Regions from separate parts of the Homo sapiens genome. Here region 2 is linked to region 1. The links are chromatin loops, found by intact Hi-C in ENCODE. Cell type or tissue: natural killer cell. All regions are shown on one strand. Each heading gives the region's core, and the rest is flanking DNA. Links, peaks and the distances in the headings are about the cores only. Region 1 overlaps SPRED1 (sprouty related EVH1 domain containing 1). Region 2 has its middle 170 kb from the start of TMCO5A.

Region 1 (16,744 bases), core at 4,238-12,237:
GGTTAAAACATCACGCATTATTAAGTTTGCTTTTACTAAAAATTAAGTGGAGAAAATTAAAAGACTAAGAAAAGTATTCATATTGAAAATAATGGGTTTTAAATACTTAAGAGGAAATAGTTTCTAATAAGATGCACACAGGTTAAACCTATGTCGTCAGAAGTGGAGATGACTTTAATCAACTGCCGATCAAACTACAGGGAGTAATGGGTAAGTGCCAGCATTTGCTAAGCACAATGGACTTAATGCTGCCCCATTACAAGGAAGCAAATAAAGGCCTCTTTGTTAGAATATAAGGCATTGCAGAAACAGGCTACAGAGGCTCACACTGACCTTCTAGTTAGTCATTTTCTTTCTAAAAATTTCTAAGCATAGACTTAACATTTTTAAGTGGCTTTGATATTGATGGGCGTCATGAAAGTAACCACACAGTCAGTCCTTCAAAGATTTAGTATACTTGAGTGTTATTTATGGGTAAGATAGGTCAGTGAGTATACCAGAAAATGCAGAATAAGAGAAAATACAAAGACAGAAATTTGAAGGGAAAAAAGAGACAATGCAGGTTGAGCAAAAATAATAAATAGAAATAAAAGAAGACAGACCAGGGATTTAAGAAGGGGACAATGGAGATGAACCCCACAGGAGTAGAATGGAAGCCAGGAAAGAATGGGAAGCAGATAGACCAGGGTTTGAATTTTAGCTCTCACACTTAAGAACATAGCTAAGTTTCTCAATTTTTATATGCCTTGTTTCATGTGTGAAATGGAAGTAACCATGCCTACATTACAAAAGTATTGAGTAATTAAGTAATATATGTGAATGTGTTCAACACATTGTCTGGTACCTAACAGGCATACAATAAATGTTAAATTCTCTTTCCTCATTACTTGTACACAAAATACAAGTAGGAAGGAAAGGAGGAGAATAAGGAAAATAATTGTCCAATTAAGAAAAAACAACAATTAATCCTAAAACTATGATAATGGAAAAGATGAATATTCAGTGAACATAAAGTAATGAATCTTTCTAAAAATAAAAGACCCTGAGGTGAGTGAGTAGAAGTAGGAAAGCTGTTATAGAAGTATAGGCAAGAGATCATTCAACCTTGGACTGAGATGGCAGTGGTGCCCATGGTGAGGACTATTCAGGATTGAAATTTATTTTTAAGTTGAATCTCTCGTTGGTCTGTATTTAAAGCATGAAGCAAAAAGATGAAATCTCTGAACAACTGGGTGAATTATGATCATTTCTTAAAATAAAGCATCCTGGAGGTGGAGCAGGTTTGGAGGGGAAAATCAGTTCTGTTTTGGCCTCATTAAAACTGAAATGCCAGTGAGACCCCCAGTAGGTATGTCAAGTAGAAGATCTAAATGTGGATACCACAAACAGAAATAGGGCATTTAACTCTCTAAGCAGGGAGTATTGCTAGAGAGAGTTTATTGCTGCACCCTGAAGAATTCCAGCTTGTAGTGCTTAGAGAAGTGACAAGTGAAATTTGAGGAAACAAGGATAGTGTAGCATCAAGGAAGAATGTGCCAAAAGTTGCTCAGTGAGGTGAGGTCTAAAAAACATCCATCACATTTAGACATGTGGAGGCAGTCAGGGGCCCTGTAGAGAGCATTTCAGCAGAATGCTTAGGACAAAGCCTCAGGTAATACAATACCACCCCAACAAGATCTGAAACCAGCCTGTAATCCCAGCACTTTGGGAGGCCGAGGCGGGAGGATCACGAGATCAGGAAATCGAGACCATCCTGGCTAACACGGTGAAACCCCGTCTCTACTAAAAATACAAAAAATTAGCCAGGCGTGGTGGCGGGTGCCTGTAGTCCCAGCTACTCGGGAGGCTGAGGCAGGAGGATGACTTGAACCCAAGAGGCAGAGCTTGCAGTGAGCCGAGATCATGCCACTGCACTCCAGCCTGGGCTACAGAGTGAGACTCCGTCTCAAAAAAAAAAAAAAAAAAAAAATCTGAAACCAGTATTGGGTTTTCTTTCCTTTTGAAAGGCCAAATAACAGATTGCAAAATTTCCCACTTGAAAACCTTCCAGTGAATTCCTATTACCCTCAGAATAAAAGCTGAACTCTTTACCACGACTTCCAGATTCCCAGAAGATCTGGCACTTGTGGTCTTACCTCCATCCAAGAGCAGCCTCACCCAGCCCTTCCAGCCCTACTAGCTTCTTGCTCTTCATTAAGAAGCCAAGTTCCCTTCTATTAAGAGCCTTTGCATTCATTCTCCTCTAACCTGCGTGGTTCCTTCCCCACTTATGTGCATAGCCTTCCCTGACTACTGTATATGAAACCTCTTTGGGAGGCCGAGGCGGGCAGAGCACCTGAGGTCAGGAGATCGAGACCAGCCTGACCAACACGGAGAAACCCCATCTCTCCTAAAAATACAAAAATTAGCCGGGCTTGGTGGCTCATACCTGTAATCCCAGCTACTTGGGAGGCTGAGGCAGGAGAATCGCTTGAACCCGGGAGGCGGAGGTTGCGGTGAGCCGAGATTGCGCCACTGCACTCCAGCCTGGCAACAAGAGCGAAACTCCGTCTCAAAAAGAAAAAAAAAAAAACAACCATACCTCCTCCACATCCTTTAGGTAGTCAAGCTTACCTGGAGATTTCTTTTTCCTATGAAAGAAATCTACACTAGGTAGGCTATTTCTGATCTTGCTTTGGCAAAAAGTGAGTTGGAAAAGGCAAAGAAAATCTTTTGAATACAGGCTCACATGATTACAGAGCTACTGACTTACTTAAAATGCTACCAGCGACAAGATTCCAATGGTTTCCAGTAAGGGACTCTTCATTCACCTACGCTCTAAGACAAAAACCCACGACAACAAATAAGATAATACGTTTAAAATTACTTAGAAAAAATAATGGGTTTGAGGAAAAGTGAAAATGAAGTTTAAAGTTTACCATTTCTATAAGTTTGTACTCCATAGTTCAACTTAGTCTTAATTTTCTAGTTGGTCCTAGGTCCTGCGGTGTTCTTTCAAGTCACCATCATCTGATTCTGCAATCCCACTGTAAACCATTTTTAGATTTTGTCTAGATCTGGGAATATCTCAATCTGAAGATCACTTTTTAGTTACAGTATGAAGTATTTTCACCTTCTTAATCACATTTAAAATACAGACTATCTCTTATTAAAAATAATGGCATCCAAGTGATTCATTCAATGCCTACCTTCTAATGTCAATAGTGAGAAGACTTCTACTAAGATAGTTACAGTGGGGATAGAAGAACATGGACAGACTTGAGGGATACTTAAGAAACAGAACTGTAGGAAATTGAGAACCAATAGTGAAAAGTAAGGGGAAATGAGAAAATAAAGATGAAGGCCAGGTGCAGTGGCTCATGCCTGTAATCCCAGCACTTTGGGAGGCCGAGGAGGGTGGATCACTTGAGCTCAGGAGTTTGAGACCAGCTTGGGCAACATAGCAAGACTCTGTTTCTACTAAAAATAAATTTTTTTTTTCTCTAATGACCTGGTTTCTGGCTTAGCCCACTGGATAGGCAGTGGTGTCACCTCAAGGCAGAGAGAAAAAAGGTTTGAAGAATGGGGGAAATATGTCAGTTTTGGGCATATTGAATTTAAGGTACTTGCAAGAAATGTATTTTAGGCAGTTGGATATAGAGTTTAGTACAGATTGTGTTACTGTGTATGTTAAGTGAATGACAACCTTGCAGTAGTATCTAAACCTTCTTGGATCCATTACTACATTTATAAAATGAGGGTGTCGTACTGATCTTTAAGGTGCCTTTCAGCCCTAAAACTTCAGTGAATTCAACTTTATCATTTTATTATTTAAATAATTTGGTTTGGATCCCCATTTTCTTCTTAGACTCTAGAGAATCATGTTATTGTTAGCACTTTAGTTCAGCAGTTTTAAACAAAAACTATTAACCAGTTAGAAGCTTGTGAATTCATACAACTTTGTTTTCTCTTAAATTTTAAGGGATTGCGAATCATTTGCTTCCCCTACCAACGGAAGACATATATTCAAGCTTGCTGGACTTTCTTTGGATGAATACAAGAATTTTTAAAGAAAATGTAAAATATACTCATGAACATTTCTTCTCCATGAATTCTTCCTCTCATAGATTTGGAGAAGTTGGAGAAACATTAATTAATAGAAAAAAAGGGGAGAGGAAAACGTGGAGCACAAAAAAATGGGGTTTGTTTGGCAAGAAAAATAATCTACAAGGAGATGTATCACAATACATTTTAAAAGGAAAAAAACCAGCACTTAAATTGGTGCCTTGCAACTGGCAATACGAAACTAAGTGATAGAAATGAAAGACAGGTTTAAGTTAAATTTTAATTTAAATTTTATTGTTGAGATAATAGTCTTGACATTTCAATACTGAATATTCTGGAATTCTTTGTCCTCCTTTCTTCCTAATTGCACATAGCATCTTGGTTATTATAAATTATTTCCAGGTTAACAGAACCAGTAATTTTGAGAGAATACTAATCTCATTGTGGGAAACATGTTTCAGTAGTAGTCCTGGCCGGGTGCGGTGGCTCATGCCAGTCATCTCAGCACTTTGGGGAGGTCGAAGTAGAAGGATTGCTTGAGCCCAGGAGTTCGAAACTAGCTTGGGTAACACAGCATCACCTTGTCTCTACAAAAAAAGAAAAAAATTAGCTGGGTATGGTGGCAATTGTTGTGGTCCCAGCTACTTGGGAGGCTGAGGTGGAAAGGTTGTTTGAGCCTGGGAGGTCAAGTTTGCAGTGTAATGTGATTGCTCACTGCACTCCAGCCTGGGCACAGAGCGAGACTGTGTCTCCAGAAAAAAAAAAAAAAAAAAAGTAGTCCTGACAATAAATGCAACTTTGGTTCCCAAAAGAGGCTCTGTGGAATAACTGACAGATGAATCGCTCATCATTTGGGGGGGGGGGGGCGGGGGGAGCGGGAGGTCGGAAGAGTACTGTATACACGGCTCATTTTAGAGCATTGTTTCCTACTGCCTCAAGGAGAAGTATTGCTGCTTTGGTGAAAATGAATCCCTCCAATAAAATACCACCAATTGAGCAAAATGAACAATTCCACAAACTGAACTATGTATGTTTTTAGTGCTTCCCATTGGATCAACTCACAACTGGCATATCTTGAAGCATTATCACAATTATCCTCCAATTTAAAAAATTCCCATGCCATACTGTGGATCACGTACCACAACTTAGTGAGATAGGGGGCCCAGAAATGGACAAGGGAGAGTAGAAATTAAGAAATTATTCCTTTATAAAACAAAATTACTCCAGCTTAAAATAATAAATAGAATTTCATTTTAACAGAATGATTATTTTATGAAGTGTATCTGTGACTCCTGTAACAGAAAGCTGAAACTGCATCAGGAAGAAAAGCCTATGCTTTGGAGTCAATTTGTTTCAGACCTGGTGCCTCTGTGTTATCTGGTATTTTGACCTTTTGATGCCCAAATCTCTTCCTTAGAAAAATAAGGAAGATAATACTTACAAGGTTACTTGAGGATTAAAAGTAATCATGTATAAAATACATTATGTAACAAAAATAAAGACAAAAGAAACACTATTTCAACTGTGATTTTGTTAAGACTTTTATTATGAATGTATTTTTTGAACCATCATTTCAGATCTCACTAAAACTGCAAATCTTAGAGCAGTTCAATTTAAAGAGTGACTACAGCTTTCATACCATTGATGTCGATGTCTTTTTCTTTAAGGAGCACTATGTGCATGACACTTATATTGATAGCCAAGCTAGAACCCTAGTTTCAATTTCCTTGTTATAAAAGCTATTCTACTTACTTGTGGGTATTAACTTGATGTGAAGAATGTAAAGCAAATTCTGAAAAACCTGTAAATAAGCACATGAGACTACATTTCATAATTAATGGTAAAGATACAGTTACTCCTTGATTTTTCAAATAAACTATAATATAGTAATCCAACTTATTCTAGTGTTGAGATACACTATAATTTTTTATTACTGTCCTAATAACCTTTCCTTTAGATTATTCGTTATTTTTGGTTATATGGCGAGTTAAGTAAAACGATGAAACTGACTTGAATATAAAAAAATCAGTAGTCCTGGGTTAAACAATTGCCACTTAAGGTCATTAGCTTAGCTGCAACATGTTACCAAACCAATAAATATAACATTATTAGCTTAGAGACTTAAAAAAAAATCTGAATACAATTAAGGATGAATAAATATGTTATTAAGATGAACTATATGTGAACTTTCAGTTTAAAAGTATACTTTTAAAGAACAGAGCTAATTATCAAAAGCTTCCATTTTTACTTTCTCCTCCAGTAATTATCTCTTATGTGATAATTTGATAAGCTCTAGGAGAATAAGAAAAAGTCCTTTTATAATTCATGACAGGTTTAATCAGGTAATTCCAGGAGGGAAAAAAACCATTAAAACAAATTCTTATGATAATCATCTGCTATGTCCAATTACACGGGTATGAAGTAACAGAAATGGTTACAAACTTATAATGTATTATTTACATTATATACTCAAAACTATCAAGCTAGTTAACTATATCTGAGGAGACACATTATGACATGAGTTAAACAGTTTTTCATTGTTCATTAGAAAGAATGCAGTCAAGCTTTTAATGGAAATAATATACAAGTGAGGCACTTTTGAGGTCAGAAATAGAAAGCAAACGACACTACACACTGGAAATGTTCACAAAAATCTATGTGTATTTTTAATACAAAGACTTTTCAACTAGTTTATTCTTGAAAAAATTTCAAAACAACTGATGCAATTTAAGAAGCTTTCAGGAATAATGGCTAACATTTATCAGTGTACCAAAGCATATGAATCTTTTATAACCACCTGGCTGCTAGGCAAACAGTACCTAATACCTTAAAGCCTTTTTTTTTCTTTTGGTTTATATAAATCACCTCCGGTTGTGTTTCTCTCTTAAAGAAATTCATTCTTCATGTTTGTCTCATTGCAAAACACCTCATGGTGCTATTATGATTTATAGACTTTTTTAGTGCAACAATAATGCCAGTTTCTAGTGCTTCCTCTTACACTTTGAAGTGTGAACATGGAAGTCAAATCAAGAATGAGCATAATAATTAGTAAAGAATCCTTGCTTTTCAGGTAACTAAAGTTTTCTAAGTTTTATGTGGAAAAAATGTTACACTTGCTTAATGCACCTTTGGGCTACAATTAAAAACCCAATTTAACACATACTTCCAAGTGTAATCACAAAATCGAATGTAAATTTCAACACAAGAAATATCCTTAAGATTCTTTACATTGACCATTTAGAGGAAAGCACATTTCCTGTACTCTGGAGACTCACGTGCATATTAAGAAACATTTCCGTGCCATTTAATTAAGGGGGCAGGGGAGAGGAAAAAGAAAAGAAAAAGCAAGACTTACCCAAGATATCAGATGGCACTATACACATGAATTGAAAGTGCATTTACATTACTTCAAAAGCTCATTTTAGGCACTGCTGAATAACCAATGAAAATAGGTAGTTTCAAGTTTTTCCCTTTAGATTTTAACCCCACCCCATCATCATTTCAGAAACATACACACGGCTGGGCGCAGTAGCTCATGCCTGTAATCCCAGCACTTTGGGAGGCCGAGGTGGGTGGATCACCTAAGGTCAGGAGTTCAAGACCAGCCTGGCCAACATGGTGAAACCCCATCTCTACTAAAATACCAAAACTTAGCTGGGCATGGTGGTGGGTGCCTGTAATCCCAGCTACTTGGGAGGCTGAGGCAGGAGAATCGCTTGAACCCAGGAGGCGGAGGTTGCAGTGAGCTGAGATCGCACCATTGCACTCCAGCCTGGGCAACAAGAGTGAAACTCCGTCTCAAATAAAAGAGAGAAAAACGTACACACACACTCTCTGAAGCTGTCATGATAAAATACAGGTGTGATTATGTTTTTTCATGTTTTGATTATTATTTTTAAAAATTCTCCCTGACTGGCGGAAGGAGGAAAAAAATACCATTTTGGTAATGGCTTTTGAGAGTTAAAGCAACTGGTTCTATAAATGCCTCAGTACATCCATTAAGTTTGATTGCCAGTCCCAAATATCAACAAATATTTTAAAACAGGATATGTAAGAAAAAAGTGCTTAAAATCTTTCAGCAAGCCAACAAGACACATTAGGTAAATAACCATTTTACAATTCCTTTGAGACAGTTCTTATTCCTGGTTTCCCTGGTAGAGGTGGTCACCACATAAATAGCCCTTTAATGGTAGTAGTGATGAACCCTGTCAGATCCCTATTGCCATCTCATGTCTCTGGCCTGGAAATCATCCAGTAGGTGGTGCTGAAGCTCCACACGACATACTTCTTCAGAAATCAAATGATGTCCCTTTTGAAGCCAAGAGAAATATTTAAGAATTATCAATTCTGAACAAGTTCATCAGACCAGTCTTGCTTGTCATGCCGTCTAGATGATTCCATTTTCAATACTATTACTCAAGCAGTTGTCTTGAGCCATCTGCTTATATCAGATAAAAACAAAGAAAAGTTTTAGAGGAAAAGCCAATTGGCAGTGCCGAATCTGTACAGAGAATGAGAAAATGTTCCTGAAGGTGCCTATACACATGTTTAAGAATCAGTGATTTAAACTACCCATTTGCTTTCACAAAGGAATTCTCATTTACTCAAAAGAAAATTTCCATATAGGGATTCAGAGAACATTATATCATCAGTTAGTCTTGTAGACTGATTAAGAAACTGGGTATGTTAACTATAAAGATCCAAGGTAAAATAAAAACCATTTCATCACCATAGTTTTTAATGAAGAAACTTGTTTAAAATTGTAAAGGAAAAAATGGGAATGGGACGGCAAAATCTTAGCAGCAAAGTGGTTAAACAAATTGAAAATATTAATGCACAAACATTAAAATATTAAAGCATATATGTTGCATATAAAATACAGTACAGAACCAGGAGTTGCACTATACTGATTAGTGCTTAACAGAAGAAATGATTAAATTTGTTCCTCCCAGAAGTATATACACAGTTCATTTCCACAGCATTTTCCTATATAGCCAGCAAGTTATTTTCTTCAGTTATTCACACCTTGATCAAACCTGAATTATAAACTTAGCACTTACAAATATGAAAATTCATTCACAAGGAAAAACAGTATTTCCATTTCACCAATAAAAATTTTGAAAGTTAACAGTCTATTCTAGGAAACCAAGTTTAGCTGAAAACTTCAGGGATGAAGATCATCTGTTGTAGCAGCATTCAAATATATAAACAGTAAAAATAAGACTTAAAACTGCTGCCTACAGTGTCATGTTTTGGATTTAGTTCATCCAATTGATTTTTAGTACAAAACTAGAAATACCCTCTTCTTCATAACATCTATAGTTATCAATATATTTTCTTCTTTTCAATGTGAAATAATACTTCAAGATGATCTATATACACAATGTTGTCAGTTCAAGCTGTCATATAAATATAAATGCTTTCTTAAAAAAAGTATTTTACAGACAGATAGTGTTATATACATTGTTCAGTTTGATCTGGGGCAAAAGAAAAAAGCTAACACAAGCTTAAGTGTGATATATAAAAAGAATGATACATAAATGACGTTTAAAAACCTGCATAGAAAATGAGCTTCAAATAGTAGTGTGATTTTAATTTTTATCACCTCTGAAACTTCAAGCCATTAAAAAAAAGGCACACTTCTCAACTTTATCCCTCTAAGGGAATGTTCTTAAAGAACCCTTTCCTTGGTTAGAGTTTTAATGTAACACTTAAGAAAACAACAACAACAACAACAAAACAAAAACAGACAATTTGACTTCAAGGTACTTTAAAGTTTGTTGGAACATTTACCCAACTATTTTGTAAATTAAACATCCAGTAATATAATGCTCTGCAAAAGAAATAAATTTATATGTACAAGATACTTCATTTACAATGTTGGATTAAATACTTTCCTGGGATAGTTTAGCACACATTTTAACATAAAATAATTTTGCTTTTGGCCAGTTTAAATAAAAATAAAATGTAACTGATAAAAAGTTATTGTTATGTAAATAATAAGCACTGAGGATTAAGCTGAAAAATTAGTAACACAGCTGAACATATTCTGGTTTAGCAGAATGATACGTGAAGATCTCAACATGAAGCTTTTACACTAACTATCCAGTCAAACTTTCTGCCTTGTAAAACATTTGTAAATGCAATATAACTTTTTGAAGGAGGAAACTCTGAAAGAAAACAACTTGCTGGTTGAATACCACAAAAAACAACTAAAAAACTTCACTTTTTTTCTATAATGTTTGTTTACTCAGTCTCTTTTTATATAAAAATAAGTGTTACGTTCCCATCAGAACATTAGACAATTACATCTGTGCTTTAAAAAAAAAGTTGGTCACTCAAGGCTATTAGAGTATTTTTAAGGATTTTAGATTACCAGAATGTACAGATATAACTCAATATAAATTGTAGCCAAAGAGAAATAAGGATGAAAATATCAAATCATTCGCATGGAATAAAAACATTATTAACTAGATGAGTTAAATATTCAAAATATATGGAATGTGACAGTAGATATATATATATATATATCTACTTCAGAACTAGGAAGGGGAAGAAAAGTTTAATATGTAATAATTCGTACCTTACATTTAGTTAAATATAAACATTTGTTATTTATACATAAAACTGCTTTCAAAAAACAACTAATAAATGATTTAGTTGCACTTGTTTTACTTCTTGTAATTCCCAAGTGTTAACTTTTCTTAGATTGAAATCAACTGTCCCCTAGTGCACTTTTATTTTTAGTTCGTGTCCTAATAAATTCAAACCTTTAAAAGTCCCATCACCTAATGCATAAATATACAAAAATGCCAAAAATTAATCCCTTTTAGTTGGATCATATTTTATGCTGACTTTTTATAGCCAAATAACCAGAAATGGTTTCCTTCTGCAAATACTCTACAACCTGTAACAAAACATGCCATGCACTCAAGGGAAAAGTTAGGCATGGCGTGAAACGCCAAGAACTGATGAGTTCTGCTTCCTCCATGTGTGGGCTCAATGATACCAGGCAAGATTCCATATTGCTTGCCAAAAGCTTCCACAAATCCAAGTTAGCTAATTCCTGGAAACAAAGATTTTAAGCTCATTTTGGCACTGGACCATTTCATCCAGCAGCTTTATGTTTCCCACCACAGCAACCACATGCCTCACCACAGCGATGGCACATTCTCAAAGGGACGTAGCAGCACATACATGGTACAATGAAAGACAAAGCTACCAGGGCTAACCATCGCAAGCAGAACTTGTCGTCGCTAGTGTCACACGAACAGGGATCAGAAAAATCTCCCTCTGAGTCTGACATACAATGATACAACATGCTCTCTGCACAGAGCATGCAACTAACTTGATATATGCATCTTTTAATAGGGTCTGGAGCATCCTGACATTTTCCCCTAACATTTTCTTCATGATTAAACCTTTCCTGGCAGTATACGCAGCGAGAACGTTCACCATCCTCTTTTCTTCGTTTTGACTTCTTAATTTTTAATGAGGAAGGCTGCGTCTTAAATACCACAGAGTCTTTGGGTGAACTTAACTTAGTCTCATCCCCACAAGAGTACAGATAGTCTGATTTTTTACTGTCTGGTTTAGAAAACTGAATACTGGAATCAGCATCATCTCTTTCCAAGTCATTTTTCCACATGTCAGGATGTCTGTAGTCTGCATAGCGACGTATTAAGATATCTCGAGGGTTTATTCTGACAATCTCATCCTCATCTTGAAAGCTGACATGTCTGATTGATTTCAAAGGGACCTAAAAAAGAAACAGATAAAAACTGCAATGAGGGCTATGATGGTTAATTTTACGTGTCACCTTGGTGGGGCCAGTGTCCAGATATTTGTTGAAATATTATTCTGGACATTTCTATGATATGTTTTTGGGATGAGATCAACATTTCAGTTGGTGGACTATGAGGAAAGCACAGTACCTTCTGTGGTATAGGCGGACCTCATAAAATCAGTTGAAGGCTTTACTAGAACTAAGACTGAGCTCCCCCTGAGCAAGAAGAAATTCTGCCAGCAGGGTGCCTTTGGACTCAGACTACAACTATTTCTTGGGTCTCCAGACAGCCTACCCTGTTTTGGATCTGTACCTCTACTATTGCATGAGCCACTTACCCACACTTGATTGAAAGACGTTATTTAGATGAGATTTGGGACTTAAGAGTTGATGCTGGAATGGGTTATGTCTTTGGGGCTGTTAGGATAAGGATGAATGTATTTTGCAAGTGAGAAGGGCATGATTTTGGGAACAAAGGACAAAATGTTATGGTCTGACTTATGTCCTCTTCAAATTCATATGCTGAAGCCCTAACCTCCAGTAATGCGACTGTATTTGGATATAGAGCCTTTTAAGAGGTGACTAAGTTAAAATGTGGCCCTTAAGAGAGACTTTAATCCAATCTGACTGTTTTCTTTATGAGGAAATTTGGACACACAGAGAAAGACACCAGGGATGTACGGGCAGAGGAAAGAGCATGTGAGGGCAAAGTGAGGAAAGACCATGTGAGGGCAGCTACCTGCAAGCCAAGAAGAAAGGCCTCAGAAGAAACCAAACCTACCAACAACCTTGATCTTGAACTTCTAAGAATTGTGAGAAAATAAATTTCTGTTGTTGAAGCTACCCAGTCTGTAATATTTTGTTGTGGGAGTCCTAGCAAATTAATACAAAGACACACATGTGTGTAGCTTGGGTACACAAAAAGTCTCTGAACAATGACGTAAAATACCCCTACTTCCACAACCCTTCTGGGAAGGTTGGTTCTTTGAGGCCAAAGAACAAAATTAAGTCTTTTGACCCCTTACATCATCCATAAATGCAGGCTTCTAAGTAGACAAATTTGTATCTTTAGCTCCAGTCCCTGGACACAGTGACTAGTCTACTACAAGTAAGCATCTGACTCAGTTTGGGGCAAACTTCTATTTCCTAGATACATGGAATTAGGGCTAAGAAAATTCTAGGTCTGAGCTAAAGGTGGGGTGACAGATACAGTTTATTTAATTAACAATATATAATTCCTTTTGGTCCTATCTAATAAATGCAGCTCTGGCAATCTTTTAGACTCAAATGAGAAGTTTGCAGAGTTTTTAACTAACAGCGTTTAAGCACATAGGCAGCAAATTTATACAATGAAAAATTTTCTAGTACAATTCAACTATATGGAGAATTAGAAAGACTGGAAAACTTTACCTATCTATTAATTAGTTAAATTCCATATCACAAGATAAACTAACATTACTTACCCTATTTTGGGACTTTAGGCTTCCACATTCCTTGGATATTTGCCGCTGTACGTATTCCATACTTCTGCTCTGAATGTCCAAGCCTGGCTGACCAAATGTTATCTAAAATACAAACAATTTCTACTTAAATGACACAAGAATTTTACTTTTAATGAAACTGTACAGTGTATGTTCCAAAACCTCATAATTTATTAGCAGTAAAGTTTTTCAAAAACGGTTTTGAGAATAAAAATAGAATCATTTCCCCCCACCTAAAACACAAACAAAAACCATAGGTCTTTTCTTACATATTTAAACTTTAACAAGTAATGAATACATAGTCAAAAAAGTACAAACAACCCAAATATTCATCAACTAATGAACGGATAAACAAAATGTAGTAAATCCATAGAGTGGAATATTATTCAACCACAAAGAGAAATAAAGTAGTTACACATGTCACAATAATGGTTGCCAGGGGCTGGGAATAGGGAAGGAGGGGCAATGACTGATAATCAGTGTGGGTTTTTTGGGAAGTGATATGGAATTTGATACTGCTGATGGCTGCACAATCTTGTGAATATAATAAAAACCACCAAATTACATACTTTTTTAAAGGATGATTTTGTGGTAGGTGAATTATATAGCAATAAAAAAATAGGAATCTTTAGTGTCCTGATACATTTACAAGTGTTTCGAATTGCAAAGCCCATTTCAGACCTAAATTATAGCTAGAATATATCAATGTTTAATTTTTAAAATTTTATGGTGAAAAATTCTAATATACATAAAAGGAGAGAATAATGTTATGAATCACCATGGGTCTATTATCTAGCTTCACTTATCATCAACATTTTGGCAATCTTGTTTACTTCTTATTTTTCCAGATAATTTTGAGCCAACTCCTACTGTTACATACTTAATAAACACTATAACCCTGAAAATAAATAGTAATACATGCAGATAGCAAAATTTTCAAATAGTATAAAAGCACATGAAGTAAAACTCTTCCTTCCATCTTAGACCTTTCAGACCCAGTTTTAAAAGTTAACTATCATAAAAAAAATTTTTTAGTGCATTCCTCCAAAAATTTTTACACACACAGACACACACACACACACACACACAGATCTTTAAAATAGGACCCTTTGTACTGTGCCCTTGGTCTCTGCATTTAATGATACAATATGGAGGCCATTCTATGTTTATAAGTAGAATCTGTAAGAATTTAGAAATTAACAAGAGGAAATAACTATGGATTAAATGGTCTGGGAAGGCATGAAAGGAAATGCGACTTGAAGTAAACACAGAATAAGCTAGATATTTGGTCAAGTGAAAAAAAGAAAAACAGAAGAACATTACACAAAAGGAAGCAGAGAGAACAATTTTTTTTCCTGATAGAACACAATGACCTCAACTAGTATATTAAATATACATTTCTAAGAACTATTCTAAAGAGTAAAAATGTCAATTTTCTCACCACTGTCTCAGAAAAAAGTCACACACACCACTTAAACACATACACACTTTGAAAACTACCTGAGTCAACAGGGTCTATGAATATTAGTTCTCTCACACAATCTCTAAGTGAAAAGACAAATAAATGGACAATATTGACCTTTTCACACTTACTAAAAACAGATGTGATAAGATACACCCCAATTAATTTCTGCTTTTTAATACCCTCAAAATTTGGTACTTTTGCTATAATCTTCAGGAAAATTTATCAGCTGAAAAAGTCATAAGAGATGCTTCTTCAAAGCTGGTCACAATTAAAATTTTAAAAGGATTCCATTTATAATAGAACAACAAAAATGGTACAAAGAAATAATCCTATAAAATATGTATTATCTTTTCACAAAGAAAATACAAAGTTTTATGTAAAGATACAGAAGAAGAGCTAAACAGAGGTATATATCATATTCACGAATAAGATGATAAATTATCCCCTAAACTAACACACACATTCAGCGCAATTCAAATATAAACCACAAAAGGATTCTTCATCAGATTTGACAAGCTGATTCTAAATATTTTAAAAGGGCAAACAGCCAAATTGAAAAAAAAAAAAAAAAAAAAAAAAGATCCAAGCGGGAAAACAAAGTTAGGCACTTTCTCTACAAATATTAAGTTATTATAGAGCTACAGCATTTCTACAGTAAAGATGACAATGTGACACTAATTTAGATTAGAGACATCAGAAACAGACTCAAACATATATAGAGAATTGATGTGTCAGATATGGTACTGCATATCAGTGCGGGGAAAGGCTCCAATAAACAGTGCGGGGACAATTAGTAACCTATGTGGAAAAAATAAAATTTGGTCCCTACCATAGAAGAGAAATCAAATTAAAGTGGATTAAAGACAAAACTTTAAAACTTTTAGATTAGGAAGAAAATCTTTAAGATGAGGATAGGGAAGAGTCTGTAAAAATAATGAGAAATGATAAATTCAACTGCATTAAAATTTATAATGTCTGCTCACCAAAACACCACAAAGAGTGAAAAATAATCACCAACTAGGAGATACTAGCCACAAATAAAACTCAGAAAGATCTGAATCCAGAATATACAGGGAAGTAACACAGAACATTTGATTACCTAGTAACAAGGCCATATGAAAGCATGCAGTTAAAATCCATTTGTAAAGGAACAATCACAGTTATTTCCGAAGTCTTTCAAATACTCAATACATATCCCCTGTAGGTGGTACACATCAATCCTAAAGTCCAATTTGTCCCAGAACCTTCTGTAGCACATCAATGTAAAAAGTCCACTCCTGAACACTCCAAAGAAACTCATGCACATGAATAGCTGCGGACAAGAAAGTTTGTACTAGCAGTATGCCTGTAACAATAAAAACCTGAAAACAACTGAAATATCCAATTGGGAGAATAAAAAGAAACAAGTTTTAGAACTATCAAGGAAAGCATGAGAATGTTAGACAAATACAATTCCAGGTAATAGTTACCTCTAGGATGAAGGCAAAGGTATAGATTGGGGGTGTTCCTTTTTTAAGTTGTTTCGTGGTTTCTCAAGTATTCAGTGAATACATTCTTTTTTATGTATTAAACATGTCATAAATCTTTGAAATATGCTGTCATATTTGTCTACAGGGAAATGAACCCGTGAAAGTAAGAGAAACTGAGTTAAAGAACTATAATGGCTTCCAGGCCTATAAGACTTTGAAACAATGTATCTATCCATCCAGAGGATTTTTTTTTTTTTTGAGACAAGGTCTCACTCTATCACCCAGGTTGGGTGCAATGGCGTACGTGGCTCACTGTGGCCTGGACCTCCCTGGCTCAAGCAATTCTCAGGCTTTAGACTCCTGAGTAGCTGAGACTACAGGCGCGTACCACCATGATATATGAGATGGAATCTTGCTATGTTGCCCAGGTGGTCTCAAATGCCTAGTCTCAAGTGATCCTTCTACCTCGACCTCCCATAGTGCTGGGACTGCAAGTGTG
Region 2 (16,744 bases), core at 4,962-12,961, 590 kb after region 1:
CTTAAGCCAGCTTTGCCTTTGATTTTTTGTTGTATTTTCCCTATAGTGCATATTTGGAGGTCACACTGGGTAGAGAGGACCTGCAAAATACAGTTAAAAATTCCATTACACAGGTTGGAAAAAATAAATGAGGACACTTGAGTTGTTTTCCGATAGAATTTCACACACTTTTATCATATCACTTTCATCCTAGGCCGCAAACCTTCCTCTGGCACTAAGAGAGGATGTGGGTTGCTTGGAATCTGCTCCAGACTGTCACTTCACTTAGCTGCCACAGAAAGACATTCCTTCTTAGTCATAACAGATCCATAGGGTCATATTTTTAGTTCATATCTCCTTCAATGAACGCATGTACTTGCTACTACTAGCAATACTGCATTAGCATCCTGAGAAGGATAGACGTAGGGTGGGGCTTTCCTTTGTCAAATTTGAAAGTCCAAAAATGATGTTTCCAGAAACTTTGGTAAAACTTGGCCTTCATAGAATTTGTAACAATTATATTATAAGACAGTAATAAAAAGTCATGTCAATAAGTTCAGTCTGTGTTCTCAGAATGCCTGCGGTAAGCAGTCATAATTCTGTGGTTGGCAAATGTAATGCTACCATGCAGTTATTAAAATCCTTCTCAATAAATTTTATTTCCACAGGAAAATGTGTTAAAAAGATACCTAGGTTGTACGTGATGATGGTTTGTGAAGATAAACTTTGTATCCCTCGCTTGTAACAACAGGTGCTAGTTCTTTATCATTCTTGGGTGGTTATATCGCTTGACTGGAATAGAATTTGGGAGATTGATTCATATTCTACATTGGTAGTTTCTTTATTGCCTCATCTGGGAAAGTAATTATTTCTCTCTAATACTTATTTCTATTAGTTTTAAAGGATAGAGAAAAGTAGAGAAAAAGAGTAGACAGGTAGGACCCTAAGGCAGTTTCATCAAAGGCAGTTCAGCATTGATTTTATTTTTTTCAGAGATGGGTTTGTTTCTGTTTTTTATGTTAGTGTTTAGCATCAGTTTTTATTTGAATAAAAAATTAGAGCAGCTAAGGAGCTTAAAAACTGTGTCTTAGGGCACTTTTAGAAACACTCCATGTTTTATTTTCATTAGGCAAGAAATAATGATAATGGTATTTACATCCTTACCTCCATAACACTCACTGTCCCAACTCCTACTTTCTTCCCAGATGCCATCATTGTTGTGGAAGTATAATTAGATCAAATGTATGAAATGCCTTCTGCTTTGAGAGAAAGACCCTCTGAAAATACAAGTTGTCATTATCCTTGTCTCCCAGAGACACATTCAACCACAGATGTCTCCATCCTAACTCAGGGCCTATCAATCTGTGATATTTAAACTTTAGAAAACAGTTGGAGTTATCTGATGTCTTCTAAAGAACCACAGAGCTACAGATCTTAGTGGGAGATTGAGCAGCAGGATAATACACCCAGGACACCAAATATGTATCCTTTATTTTCTTTATTCCTTCTCCACTTCATTTTTTTCCAGTCACTCTCCTCTCTCTTCTTACCTATACTCCCAACCCCCTCTCCACATGGTCCTAAGGCCTTAAGATTTTCTTTAAATTTTATTAAAAGGAGCATTTTTATTAACGAAAAGTATCTTTATTAAAAGGGGTACTGATAGATCATTGTCATCACTTCAGTTTTCTCCCTCATTTAGAAGTTGGCATGAAGGGTTTGATGTACTGAACAGTATCATCTGCTCTAATGATCTGTAGACTGGAACAGCAGCTCAAAGGCTTCAGCCTTTCTGCCTCACACTGTGCAAGGGGAAACGGCTGGTGCTCATGTTTTATTGGAAGGATGGGAACAAAGGAAGTTAAGAGGACTACAGAGGGGCCATGTGAGTCATAACAAGCCTTGTGAAATCGTTTCAACTCCTTTCCTCAACCTTAGCTGTTGTGACAAATGTGTCAAAGCTTTAGACAGGGAATACTGGATGTTGATGGAGCCTGGGTAGATGTAGCACAGGATTGTGCCTCCAAGTCAAGGTACTGAAGCCAGAAATAGAGAAAAGAAAACTCTTTGCAGAAGAATATTGACATTTACTCTTACACTAGCTAAGCATTCTTAATTTAAGAAAAAATTCATTTCCGGTCTAGAAATCCACTTTGTCACAATCCTTGTGACTGCTTTATATTTGTATTGATGCCATTACAATCTGTTGACCTGAGATTGAAATCTATAAAACAACCAAATACTTAGAAGAAACGTATTCATCTCAAGGTGTGCAAGTAGCTTGCTCCCACATGTGAAGGGGTGTTCTTGCCTTCCCTGGGCCAGCTGTCATCAATCTGAGATTTCATTTAGATTTTCTGTGAACAAGTATGTTGGGTAAGTTGTGACTTCTCTGCAAAGAAACCAGATATGCATTAAAGCCCGCATGGCTTCCCTCTGGGACATATATCTGGGGCTGAGCTCGAAGCGATGATGACAAAAGTGCCCCAAGTAAGGTGCCAGTGTTTCTGTCACCTACTCTATGGGGACTTTAAGTTTATAAGTCCTTGAATTTTTCCATGACTATCTAGGAGCATAGGAGAAGTTAATATTGAATTCTTCAGATTGCACCTTATTTTCTGTTCATTTCCCTCCACATCAGCAGGGACAGCCAATGAAAGGACACTAGTAACCTTTCCCAGAGGAAGCGAAGGCCACCACATGTCTAAAAACTGAACCTGAAGTTTCTTTGCTTTGCACTCTGTTGTATTTCTTAGTTGTGATTCAGCTTTAAGTGGGAGTTAAGGAAGAAATTTGCTTCTAAGGCAAGTAGCTGGATTTTCACTGGCTATAAAAGGTTGCATGTCAGAGCTTTGTTTTTGGATTTGAGAGGCTGCCTTATCACCAGAAAATGAAGATGTAGAAACTCAAAAGAACTGCATTCTTATTTTCCATTCTTCTACACACCCTAGTAGAAATTTTTACTTACTTTATTATGCTTTAAAATCTGCATCTGCAAAATGGGGATAAATAACCTTTATTGACCTCTTAAAAACACTGTAAGGCAGGTAGTTAATGCCTTTAAAGTCTAAGGTAAGTAGCTGTTCAATCAAGAGGGTTTTATTATTATTATTATTATTATTATTATTATAATACCAATCACAGAGTGAGGTCACACCAAATAATTGTTTTCTTTTGTGTCTAATGATACATTCTTAAAGCTGTTAGGGAGCCACTTTCATCACAGAGTTAACTGGAGTCCTGTTGATTACTCTTTGAAATTGAATGCGAAAAGATTGCTAATGTCCAGTGGAGAAACAGGTACTCTTAGACGCTGTTGGTGGGAGTGTAAATTGGAGCAGTCTTTTGGAAGGCAATTTGGTAAATTCTATCAAAATTTAAAGTGTTCAAACTCCTTTAACCAAGCAATTTCACTGGTGGGTTGTAGTCTTAGAGAAAAACTTTCACATGTGCTAAAAGTAGCAAGTACAAGGATGGGGCAGGAATTTGAGCCTTTCTTTTTTAGATAGTAAAAAGCATTAGAAATTCTTACATGTTTGCCAAGGCACAACTGGAAAAACTTAAGTGACAGTACATGCATACTGTGATATTCTATGCAGCAGTTAAAAAGAATGAAGATCTGTTTGTACTGATGGGAATATACTTAGATGTATATCTAAGTGAAAAAAAACATGTTCCCATTTATGTTACAAAAGATATATTTTTATGTGTGTATCTATTTGGAGAGTTTAGGAATATATATATACCAAATTGATGACCTCTGAGAAGGAGAATAGAAAGAGTGAGCAAAGGGAAGTGTGATTTTACTTCTACTCTATGGTTCCATATCCTTTGGGTTGTTTAAAATACAGAGAAGAAGTTAGGTGTTTTTTATTAAAATAATTAATAGATTGCAGAGCCACTTCTATTTCCCAATTGAAAATTGTCAAGACAGTTCTATAGTCTATTTCTGTTGTAGGAACCGTCAGGATTGATGGAACAAGAGGTAAAATTGTCAGGGAAAAGTCAAGGCTTAGATGTATTGTCTCCATTGGCTTCAGTTTCCCTAACCCCCTTTTCTCCATTTTGTTATAAGACACTAGAGGGTGCAGGAATAAGAAAAAGAAAAATAGGAATGGTATTTTTGAAAGTATATTTCACAGAACACTTACCTTAGGCTTGAATGGGGATTCTTTTATTCAAAGCAAAATCTACAGGACTCCATTTCTCCATTTCTCTTTCCTGGAAAAACCCAATTTCCCTGTAATGCAGCTTGCCTGGAATTGGCTGTAATCTCAGCTTCACAAATGGGCCCTGACTGACCTAAGCCCATCCACTCTACCATAATTTGTTGAGGTGTAAACAAACCGAAAACAATCAGCACTTCACATTTCTATGGCCATAGTGAATGATACAAGGTGGGCATACGGCTTAATCAGAAGAGGCTAACAATTTTATTCAATGTTTGGAGGAAAGGAAGCTTTCTCTTCTGTTTGGAGATAAGCAGGTACTACCTGGAGAGACTACTATAATATAAGGGAGCTGCCTGGGGATGAAGCTGACATAAGGAGGACGTCAGAGATGAATGAGTGAATTTCAGAGAATGAAGCTGCATACACACCTGGTGCTTGAAACTCACACTATTTTTTAGTTAAGTGTGACCATAAACTCCCTTAGTCCTTTGGTTTTTTTTGTTTTGTTTTTCTTTTTTGAGACGGAGTCTCACTCTCTCTGTTGCCCAGGCTACAGTATAGTACTGTGATCTCAGCTCACTGCAACCTCTGCCTCCTGGATTTAAGCGACTGATTCTCCTGCCTCAACCTCCTGAGTAGCTGGGATTATAGGCGTGCACCACCGCAATGTTTGTATTTTTAGTAGAGTCAGGGTTTCGCTATGTTGGCCAGGCTGGTCTCAAATTCCTGACCACAAGTGATCTGCCCACTTTGGCTTCCCAACGTGCTGGGATTACAGGCGTGAGCCACCATGTCTGACAAACTCCCTCTTTTCTTTAAATCAATTTTGACTGAGATTTCTGTTATTTGGAGGTAAAACATCCCAAATTGATATGTCTTGGATGTTTGTCCTCCAAATCTCATGTTGAAATGTAACCCCCGGTGTCGGAGGTGGGCTTAGTAGGAATTGTTTGGAACATGCAGATGGGTCCCTCATGAATTGCTTAGCACCGTCCCCTTGGTGATGAGTGAGTTCTCACACTGAGTCCACATCAGATCTAGTTGTTTAAAAGTGTGTGGCTTCTGTCTCTCTCTCTCTCGGTCCTGCTCTTGCTGTGTGATGAATCAGTTCACCCCTTCACCTTCTGCCATGATTGCAAGCTCCTTGAAGCCCTCGCCAGAAGCAGATGTCAGCATCATGCTTCTTGTACGGCCCGTAGAAGCATTAGCCAATTAAACCTCTTTCTTAATAAACTACCCAGCCTTGGGTATTTCTTTATGTAATAGCAATGCCAGAACTGATTAACACGTAACTGATACACATATTGCATATCATAAGAAGCAATATAAAATGCTGATTCAGAATGTGACTCACGTCAGAGTGCTAGGATTTGAATCCTGCTATCACTTAGTGACTGAGCAATCTTGGGCGAGTAAAATAGAAATAATAAGGATACCAATCTCATAGTATTGTTGTTATGATTTAATGAGTTAATATATGTAAAATGCTTGACACCGTGGCTGGCATGTAATATACTGAATGAATTATTAGTGCAGCAATAACCACTGGGTGAAAAAAAAATGTTATATTATCAGGTAGGCTTGGGGAACCTGAATCAGCCAAAGTAAACATGATTTCTTTACTGCAAGACTTTTTGAAATGTTTAATATACCAGTGTGCATTGTGAATTTCCAAGACTGAAATGTTATATTTAGCATTTCCCAGTTATTTGTCCATTGGAAACTTTTCTTTTTTTGAGAAATAGCTTGAGTAATTGACTAATCTGCAGAATCAAAATATTGGCTTTGAGAGGACATATTTAAAATAGGACTTGGTGTGTCCGATGTCCAAGGGTCTATTGGTTTGTCTCCTGTCCTGTTTCTGTAACTGGGAGACAGACATCTGAAGAATTGTTTCCTATGCCCACTTGCAAAAAAGGGACACTTCTTTTTAATTCTTAGTCTACCTTAGAAAATATAATTTTCATTCTCAGACAAAACTATCAAAAATTCAATGCAATTCTAGTAATGATAGCTACTGTTTATTGAGTGGTTATAACACTCTGAGCACTTTGATAAACACTTCACATTCATTATCTCATTTAATATTCTCAACAGGCATATGAGGTAGGTACGATGAACTCTCCCTTTTGCAGATAAGATAACCAAAGTTTAGAGAGTTGGTAATTGCCAAGATTATCAGCTAGTTAGTAGCAGAGCTTGAATTTTGGAAGCAAGTCTGTCAAAACTTGGGATAGTAACCAACACATTAAGCTGCTATAAAGAAAACTTCCATTAGAAAATGTCCTGGAGTTCACATCTAGATATTTATAATCTAAGACTAACAACCCAATAAAATCCTTAAACCAATTTGTGCATAGACAGTTAAGCGTACACACAATACTACTAGGCTAATGAAAGTGCTTCTTTTTCTTCTTCATCTTATATGAATTTCAAAGCCATCACTATCAAAGCACCATCACCCGAGAAACTGAAAACCCAACAACATGGCTTCTCTATCAAGGAATGTCTGTTTCTTGCAGTGGTCAGATTGCCTTTCAGTCTTTTTCTGCACAGTTGATAATTCAGAAGCATTCTCCTATGCAGTAATTAAAGATGAGTTTTCCAGCCCTGTTAAAAAACTCCTCAATTTAGCTATGACAGGTTATATTTTATAATGAGGTGAAAGGATATCACTGCTGGAGAGAAAAAAATCCACGGACTCTGCTACTCACAAAAGGCTGTCAAATACTATATGCTTCAGTGTAGTGGCTCGTTGTGAAAGAAATGCTTCTGGAGGGTTTCAGATTTTCCTTGGTCTATCTGTAGTCTCAGAACAAACAACTGTGAAGGAATGGTAAAGCTCTTTAAGGAGTCAAACTCTCAGTGACTGACTGGGCCGTTTTTCCCCGGAACAGAAGCAAATGCTCACAAATGACCCTGTTCACTGTCTCTCCAATACCTGTTCAAGAAAAGCCCTAATTACAGTCCAGACCATCACAATAAAGGCATTGCTGGAGGATGGAAAAATTCACTCTGGCATTCACAGCCTTTCTGTGGGCCTAAGATGTTTATTATAAACTATTTTTTGGACTGTTTTGGTAGACAGTCAAACCCCTATCACACCTTCCTCCTGTTTCCTTCTTTGAATATGTTTTGCAAAATTTTTGTGATTGTCATCCTTGCCCTGACCAAAAGGTAGCAATGACCTAACTTTATTTCCTGTTTAAATTTAGAACAGAAGGCATGCAGAGTTCATATAACATTTATTGGCTGTGTGTGGGTGTGTGCGTGTATGTACTGTTTTATACACACACACACACGCGCGCACACACACACACACCCCTATTAATTCAAGGCTGAAACTGCTGGACTGGGGCCAGTTTTCAGCTTTGCTGTGCCATCTTAAATCGATCCCTTGGTCCCCAAGGGCTTGCAGCCATTTGCCCGTTGAAAGTGGCTAACAGGTTGAAAGCTGGTTCATTTCCTGTGGTTCTTTTAAACACAGCCAGCTGTGAGAAGACGGGAATTTGCTGTCTTTCACATTGTTTTAGTAGGCGTTTCAGGAACTTCCTGAATGGGACTCAAGTTAGTTCCTTTTTCTTTTCCTTACCAAGTTGAGACATTTTTTAATGGAGATATATATGTATATTCATATATAAAATAAAGTATAATTAACAACATAATTATATATAACATATAATAATGTATAATAGTATATAAATATAGTTATATCTTCAATTATATAATCAATTATATATAATTATATTAAACTACACATTACATACATAATTCTTTTGAAATAAAAAGATCTTATGGGAAGTTCACAGCTGTAAATTTCAGAGTCAAAAGAAAAGTAGAGAGACCTGGAGTACTTAGCTTTGTGTTCAGTTCTCTGACACCAGAGACTCCAACGTATAAACAAAACCAAAGGGGAAATTAAATTTGTCATCTAGAAAAATTTATTTAAAAAATAGTCACAGTTATAGGAAATATTACAGATTATATGACACCATATAGCCTTTATTTATCCGCCTCTTCATTGCCACAGAGTACATGTTAACCTTGAGAGCACCTTAAAAAAATTCAAGAGATCTGAGTCCTTGATTTCCTATTTACTTTCAATAATAATTCAGGTTTTGTGTCAAAATACTAATAAATATTGCCAGAAAGACAAATTATTTCTGGACTTTGTTTCTTCAGAGGATGATATCACATTAAAACTTGGCAGAAAATGTGTTTGTTAAATATTAACTTCAATAGCTTGAAAGGAAAAATATCGGGAGCCAAAATGTGTTGGACAAATAACATTATATCTTAGTGTATCCGAGAGAGAATCTAGTCATAAAGTAGGATCTTTCCTGATTTATGTCCCATTGGGACAATACTCTTTCAGTATATTTTGTTTGTTTGTTGCACTGTTCTCTGCATCACTCTAATGTTTATTGCATTTTGTTGTATATTTAATCTTTATTGCTTTTTCTCTAAATTGTTAGAAGTTTAGGGTCCACAGAGTACTGTCCATCCCAATTTGTGGCAGTGCCATCTAGTGGCAGAATGATAGCGTGTTCTCCCTAGATTTAAGTGGGGAAATGGGGAAAGAGCATGCTGGGAACAGAAGCCATTTTGTGAAGCTCAGTTGTTGTCAAAGATGAAGTGGAACTAAAATTGCACGTATATAACACTTTTATCTGCCTTCTGTGTATCTTTTTAACCCCCTAAGAAAAAGAAGTTTGCCAGAAGAGGATAATAACCAAAGCCAGTTTCATTAATTTCTTTGTGAAGACTTGTTGCAGCATCTTGTATTCAATGAAAGCTAGTAATTTTCCAGAGTCTGTGTACAGTTTATCTTCTGATGTCTCATCAAGTCGATAAGACACCTGTTTTCTAGGATTTCATACCTTAATTGGCCCCAGAATCTGTTATCTCTTTCTATATTGGTTCTCTTAAGCCATCCTACATTAAAATCCCATTTTTAAAGACATTTAAGAGAGAAGATACAGGACCATATTTATTAATATATCCAAGTATAAAGGAGTAATATACACTTTATCCTAGTAATATACTATTATATATATAGTATATATGTATCTCCAATATTCTGTATCCAAGTAATGTATTGTATCCAAGTAATATAATTTATCCAAGTACAAAGTGAAGTAATGGAGAAATAATAATTCTATAGAATAGAATATGGAGAGGATTACCAAGCTTCTGGTTTGACCTTTTAACACAAACAGGGACTTTGCCTTTTAATTTTAATTAATTTTCACCTAAAGCCTATATTACATATGGAGCAGTTCACTGAGATTCCATAAAGATGATAGTTATATTAGAAAAAGAATTATTAAAGTAACTTTGCTCACACACTCACTATTAAAACAACTGAAGGAAAATATTCTTCATATTAGGTATTTCTCAAATATTGTATGCTGTATTTAATTTCACTTCCTTTTTTTGTTTGTTTGTTTTCATTGAGATTTATCTCACTAATGGGGAATTAAAATTGGTTTTGTTTCCCTAAATTTATAGGTCCTAGGTATTTGTGGCCAGTGAATTACAAGTTTTTCTCTTTTTCCATACTTGCCATTGTGACCAGGCTTCTGCCTTACAAATGTCAGAAGTAGAGTCCTGGCCTTGGAGTTCAGCCCATTGGGCTGAGTTTCTGATCCTCAACCTAGTTATTGAGCTTCAGAAGTACAGTTTCTAGAATCAAAGAAGTTGGTGCTACTTCCTAGTCGTATGACCTTGGGTAAGATAATGAACTTCTAAACGTCTGTTTTATCACCTATAAAATATACTTTTTTGTGTGTGGTCTTGGAGATTAAGTGTGTAGTACACTTCTTGGCACATGGTAAATGCTTATTAAATTTCTGGTGTTATTACGATCACATATCTCTTTCCGGTAGTGGTTGGATGCTGTTCACTTCGGCTACAGTCCCAACTGTAAATGGGATAGGAACATTGCTAGGAGATTACCACTACTAGTTTGGATCTTACATTTTGTGGAGGAAAGTTTACTTCTTCAGGGGGACAAATGATGCCCTTCAGATACTGACCATGCCTTTCTGGGGACAGTTCTATAGCTTGGTTAGTTTTCTTAGCCATTGCCAGCGCCCCTCCGTTTTCTTTCCCTTCTGTGATATTCTTCTTTTAAGATCCCAGTACGATTCAGAGATGAGTTCACCTAGATTATAGATGACAAAATTTTATCTTTCGTTTTTTCTTTTAACCTTCCTCTATCATCTGATAGTCATGGGGGATTTGAAACTAGGGGCTAGGTGACTTCTGCACATGGTTTGCTCTAATGATCTGTACCTCCTAATGCTCAAAACAGAAACTCAAATGGAAATGAGATTTTCACAAACAAATCACTTTTGAACATGCCTTTTATAACTGTACCAAGAGTTGGTATGTGATTCTCTACTCCAAACTATCTTATTTCTTTGTGTAGTGATAGTACCCCTTGCTTTTTGGCGTCTGAAGACAAGTTTTTATTGAAAATTCCTTGAGGGCAATAACCGTGGCTTATTCACCTCTCTATAGCTCTCACAGAGCCTAGCACAAAGACTCTCACATGGTAGATGCTTCATAAATATTGGTTGAAAGGAGAGACTACCTTCCTGAAACAGCCCTTCTAGAAAGACCACTTCAGGAAGTAAAGGCCTCTCTGGTGGTTAGTAGACTAGGCCCCAAATATTTTGAAGTTGACTCTTGCCGTGAGTATGATTGCAGACTTCACCTACCATCTTCCTGCCAATTTTACTAGGAATTAAAACTAGATATAAGTTGATTTTGATTTTTTGAAGACATGTTACTGTTTTTGTTGTTACAGGTGTAAGAACCTAATTCAGAAATCCAGATATCTTCAAGAAAGATTACCATAACTTTATAAATAATAGCTAACCCTAGTATTTAATATTACTCTTTCTACTCCCAGGCAATAGGCTGTATGCCTTAATCCTCATTATCACAACTCCTCTGCCTGGAAAACATCAACTCTTTCATAGATAAAATTTGTTCCAGCACTCTGCCCATCATGATCTCTTAGGAGGAAGAATTTTTTTCAAAACCGTGCAAATAGAATGATGTATAATCTCTCTTACCTAGTTATTTGTAAGAGTTCAAGATTAGTGTATCTATTTATTTTGTTTATCCATGCATTCTTTATCTTACTTAGGTATTTAATGTTAAGTGAGTGCCTCCTATATAGCAGGACATGAGAGAGGTCTTGCAGACCAGAAACATCAAATGATTGCTGCCCTTACCATGAGGAACTCACAATCCTGTAAATTAGAGAGACGTGAAAACAAAACACGTTGTGCATGCAATGTGACCTGTGTTTAGAAAACATGTAAAGAGATTTTGGGAGCACTGAGAGAAGCATATTTTGTAAGAGTTGTAAAAGACCACATAGTGCGACGGGAGTGGGTGACTTTCAGCCTAGGTCTTAAAGAGTAACCAGAAGTTCACCAGGTGAAGTAATGGAGAAATAATAATAATTCTATAGAATAGAATCTGGAGAGGATTACTAAGCTTTTGGTTTATTCTTCTAACACAAAACAGGGACATTGCTTTTTAATTTTAATTAACCAATTTTTACCTAAAGCCTGTATTAAATATGAAACAGTTCCATGAGTTTCCATAAAGATGATAGTAATATTAGAAAAAGAATTATTAGAGTAACTTTGCTCACACACTGTGCTGAATATTCAAAGTAATTCAGGTTTATTCTCCACTTGATTTAACCTGTGTACTTTGGGTGGGCTCTCTTTTGCAAAGTCAGAAAAATTGGTTGCAACAATTGCTGATCAAGAGGTCCAGCTGATACAGTGTGGCCCAAAGCCCAGGCACACAAAAACAAGTGTTCACCATAAATCACATTGTTAGCATGCACTATTGTTAGCATGCACTATTTGGTATGGACCAAAGCTTCAGGTACATGCAAGACACTCTTATTAAGTAGCATACTCCAGATTGAGCTTGGTGGCTCACTTATGTAATCCCAGCACTATTGGAGGCCAAGGTGAGCAGATCACTACCATTCAGGAGTTCGAGACCAGCCTGGCCAATATGATGAAACCCCTGTCTCCACTAAAAATGCAAAAATTAGCTGGGCGTGGTGACACACACCTGTAATCCTAGCTATTCGGGGGGCTCAAGCAGGGGAATCGCTAGAACCCAGGAGGTGGAGGTTGCAGTGAGCCGAGATTGCACTACTGCACTCTAGCCTAGACAACAGAGCGAGACTCCATCGTGAAAAAAAGAAAAAAATAGGATACTTCAAGGCTAAAAAGTCATCTCCAGGAGTTGGACCAAGGGTCAGTCTTGAAGACCTCGGAAATGTGTAGGGTTTGAGCAGCCCAGGCCTGCTGAATTAATCCTTTACTGCCCAGAGATACAGAAGGGTTTCTTGAAATCAGGGGCTTTTCCACTTAATCTCTTTTTTAAGTATGACTCAGCTTACTTTTCTCATGTTTCTTTGTTCCCAGTGCTTAGTGCTAACCTGCTTTTTATCTTATTTCAAGACACCAATAAGCACCTCTGTGTGTGGTGTTTATTGGCATCTTAAAATAGGAGAAAAAGTTGGTGGGGAGGAAACATTCTAGCACAGGGTACCAGCATCTCTAACATCTGTTTTCCCAAGGCAACACTGACTCACGCCCATTTTATTAAATTAATGCCTACATCTCAGTGGACTTCTTTGTCTGGAAAATGTTCTTATTTGTCATGTATCCTGTGTAGAAGGATCCATGTATCTAGACTGTAATTATATAATTTTAAAAATTTATTTTATAAGAGCAAACACTGAGAAGTGTAAAGCTTTATTTTATAGTACCACGTGTTGACCTATACTTTGAATTCAAGTGACTATATATGTGCTGGAGATGGCAAGGACTGGAAAGAGGAGAGGTATAGAGGTATGGGAGAAATTTTTTGTTTGTTTATTTTTTGTTTTATTGAGATGGAGTCTCGCTTGGTGCCCCAGGTTGGAGTGCAGTGGCACAATCTTGGCTCACTACGACCTCTGCCTCTTGGGTGCAAGCGATTCTCCTGCCTCAGCCTCCCGAGTAGCTGAGACTACAGGCACCCACCACAACGCCGGGGTAATTTTTGTTTTTTTAGTAGAGACAGGGTCTCACCATATTGGCCATGTGGGTCTCGAACTCCTGACCTTATGACCTTCCCGCCTCGGCCTCCCAAAGTGCTGGGATTGCAGGCGTAAGCCCCCGCGCCTGGCCGGGAGAAAAATCTTATGATTGATAACTATTTGTATAGTAGCAACATTTAAAAAAAATCTGCACTCCACAAAAGTAAAGTGCAACTTATTATATAATATACTTTAGGTGTATTCTTAGTAAACAAACACATAGCCATTATATCCTCTCTTTTAAGATCAGTATTCCATATGAATAATTTCTGTCTTCCTGAAACACATTCATTCCCATCTCTCAGAAAATGTGCAGTGGAGAGCTAAGCCCTTTCCTTCTGCCTCTAATGTGGTGGTCCTGTACTTTGAGGGAGAACCCGTAGTTAGCAAAATTGGAGAAAAAATGAAGTGCCAGCTCTTTTCATTACTGACAGAGAGGGCTTAAATTTGATGAACCTACTCCCCTGGGGCTGGAGAACAATCGTCACCTCTCTGAAGAGTGGTATGGGGTGAGGAGGCAGGCATTTCCTTCAGCGCCTCTCCTTGCACCTGGTCTCAAAAGAACATGTCCTGGACCCATCATCCACTGCTGTTCCCTGGCCATTTTCTTTGCTTATTTACCTCTGATACTTGTTTTGTGAACAGGAGATTTATGTGGGAAGAAAATTTGTATCTTGTGCCAGAGTCACTTAATACATATTACTTAATAGTGAAATAAGAGGTTCGTCTATACATAATATAAAAACAAAACAGAACCTAACCTACATCAACTTAGCTAAATTAATAGAGAAAGGTCACATAAAACAGTTTCACTTCATTTAGACCAAACCATCACATAGTTTTCTAATTGTGTGACTCTCAGGGTGTTGCTGCTTTAGGTGTAGCTCTGTATATTTATTCCACAAAGTGTTGTGTTGGAAATTCGAATCTACCATGGCCTTATTTGGCGGTGTTGCCTGTTTTAATTTTGAGCACCACTTCATGCACTACCAGTATGAGTGAAGTGTGCTTTTTTGTCTGATAATGTGCACACTCGCCTCCTAGACTCTTTTCTAACCTGTCCCCTGCATTGGTTGGTGTAGACATTTTTCTTTCTTTATAAAATCACTGATTGCCCCCAAGCCTCCTTATTCTTAGTTGACTACCACCATCCCTACTCCATCCCTACTTGTGAAATCCAGCCTGCTCCAATTGCGCCTTGCTGCCACCTCCGTTTGGACATTACTCCACCATTTTTCTACACATTCTTTGTGTCTCCATCATCTCTCTCTCACTGGGCTCTTCCTCTCAGCCCAGCCTATCAACATTCTCAGATCTCCTCAGACTCCCAAACCCCTGGCACCATCCACTCCTTTTGCCACTACGTTAACTTCTTCCTGAATTAGTGCTCACCTCACCCAGGGCAGGGGCTGCCTAGTTTGTTCTCTTAGCTCAGTTATTTGACCTTTCCAGTCTATCCATCATGCTTCTTACTGATTAATCTGTTTAATATCCTCATGTCATTTTAGTCTCAAAAACTTTTAATGGCTCCCCAGTGCTTAGTAGTAAAGTCCAAAGTTCTTATCTTTGTGTTTTCTTCGCTAAGCCTCCCTCATGACCTGGGTACCTGCCAGCCTTTCCAGCTTGATTTCTCTCTCCTGACCTTTGTATTCTCTGCATTTGGTCTGACTACATTGTCTGTTGCTCCCTATGTGTACATTGTGCTTCCTGATCTTCTTGTCTGGGTGCACACCATACCTCAGCCTTGATAGTTTTCTTTCTCTCTCTCTCCCTCCCTCCCTCCCTCCCTCCTTCCTTCCTCCCTCCCTCCCTCCCTCCCTCCTTCCTTCCTTCCTCTTTCTCTTTCTTTCTTTCTTTCTTTCTTTCTTTCTTTCTTTCTTTCTTTCTTTCTTTCTTTCTTTCTTCCTTTTTTGAGATAGGGTCTTGCTGTGTTGCTCAGTGGCACAATCTTGGCTCACTGTAGCCTCAACCTCCTGGGTTCCAGCAATCCTCCCACCTCAGCCTCCTGAGTAGCTGGGAACACAGGCGCTCGCCACTATGCCTGGTGAATTTTTGTATGGTTTTTAGAGATGGGGTTTCACCATGTTGCCCAGGCTGGTCTTGAATTCCTGAGCTCAAGCAATCTGCCTGCCTCAGCCTCTGAAAGTGCTGGGATTACACGTGTGAGCCCCCGTCCACCTGGCCCTGGATAGTTTTCTTCCTTTCAAGTTTGTCTGCTTTCCCCCAGCCCCTGCTACCTAAATTCTGTGTTAATGTCCAACTCAAATTTAATCTCTCCCAAAAGCCATCCTTTGCTGGAAATGCTCATTTCACATCAATGGCCTTTGCTTTTGCTTTTGCTTTTCCTTCCTTCCTTCCTTCTGCTTTCTCTCTCTCTCTTTCTTTCCTTTCTCTTTTTTTTTTTTTTTTTGATGGAGTCTTGCTCTGCTGCCCAGTTTGGAGTGCAGTGGTGCAATCTCAGCTCTCTGCAACCTCCACCTTCCAGGTTCAAGCAATTATCCTGCCTCAGCCTCCCAAGTAGCTGGGATTACAGGTGCCTACCACCGCACCTGGTTAATTTTTGTATTTTCAGTAGCACTGGGGTTTCACCATGTTGGCCAGGCTGGTCATGAACTCCTGACTTCAGGTGATCTGCCCACCTTGGCCTCCCAAAGTGCTGGGATTACAGGCATTAGCCACCGCGCCCAGCCTCAATGGCCTTTTCTAAGAGGCGTTGTTTGTACACCTCTTATAGTACTTGTTCACTTTGTACTATGTTAGCTTTATTTATATACCTGCTTCATCTTTTGTACTGCAGTGCTAGCTCTTTAGGGTAGTTTACATTTACTTTTTTGTCATGTGTTTCGTGCTACCTGTCTTTAGCACAATATCTGAAAAATGTGAATGATGTATTTATTGAATGAGTGAATGAACAAATCAATGAATGTCTCCAGAAGAAAGAAGTCCTGATGGAAGTATATCTCATATCCTACCTCAGTGTCTAAGTGTGAATAAATTAAAATAATTACCCTCAGCACATCAACTCTTCCAGATATTTTGTAATTGCTCTTATCATGTAAAACATATTAAGATAATTGGGCTCAATGTGTTTATGAGCTATAAGATGTATTACTGCCCCAGACTGAAATTTGTTTCCATCTAGATTAGTAACACTGCTTTCTAACGACCTCTGCATTTTGCAGCAGAAGTCATTAGGGTATTTATCGGAAATAGAAATCAGATGGAAAAATCATCACATCTTTTCCCCTTCTCTTCACCTTCACTTGAATGCAGAAAATAGTATCTTCAAAACATTTACTGTTCTATGGCTTTTAAAGAAAACTCCAAATTTAAAATACAAACACATTGTGTGCCTTTCTCATAGTCTGACCTATAAAATTGCACACTTTAAAGTTATTTTGAAACTCGGAAATAGAAATGGGAGCATCAAAATGCAACATTGTCAACACATTAAAAATTTTGT

The links. Hi-C counts contacts between places; a loop is a spot of excess contacts. Peaks named below come from ENCODE experiments on the same cell type or tissue, not always from the same donor. Only the 100,000 strongest peaks of a DNase experiment are listed, where the experiment ranks them.
Region 2: it touches region 1 in a loop (24-fold over the local background); 4 of 110 quality-filtered maps call a loop at or near these places.

What each region holds. Positions count from the first base shown.
Region 1 is chr15:38,346,073-38,362,816 of GRCh38, reverse strand. SPRED1 (sprouty related EVH1 domain containing 1) reads right to left here. Exons shown (of 7, transcript NM_152594.3): 6 at 13,294-13,395; 7 at 5,568-11,803. The coding sequence ends at 11,153. Among named protein-coding and RNA genes, the nearest start is that of FAM98B, 100 kb to the left of the region's middle. In natural killer cell, for the core only: a CTCF peak has its summit at 8,260 (motif pointing right); a DNase peak (open chromatin) is centred at 8,296.
Region 2 is chr15:37,756,787-37,773,530 of GRCh38, reverse strand. No RefSeq gene overlaps it. Among named protein-coding and RNA genes, the nearest start is that of TMCO5A, 170 kb to the left of the region's middle. In natural killer cell, for the core only: CTCF peaks have their summits at 8,426 and 8,658 (motif pointing left); a DNase peak (open chromatin) is centred at 8,690.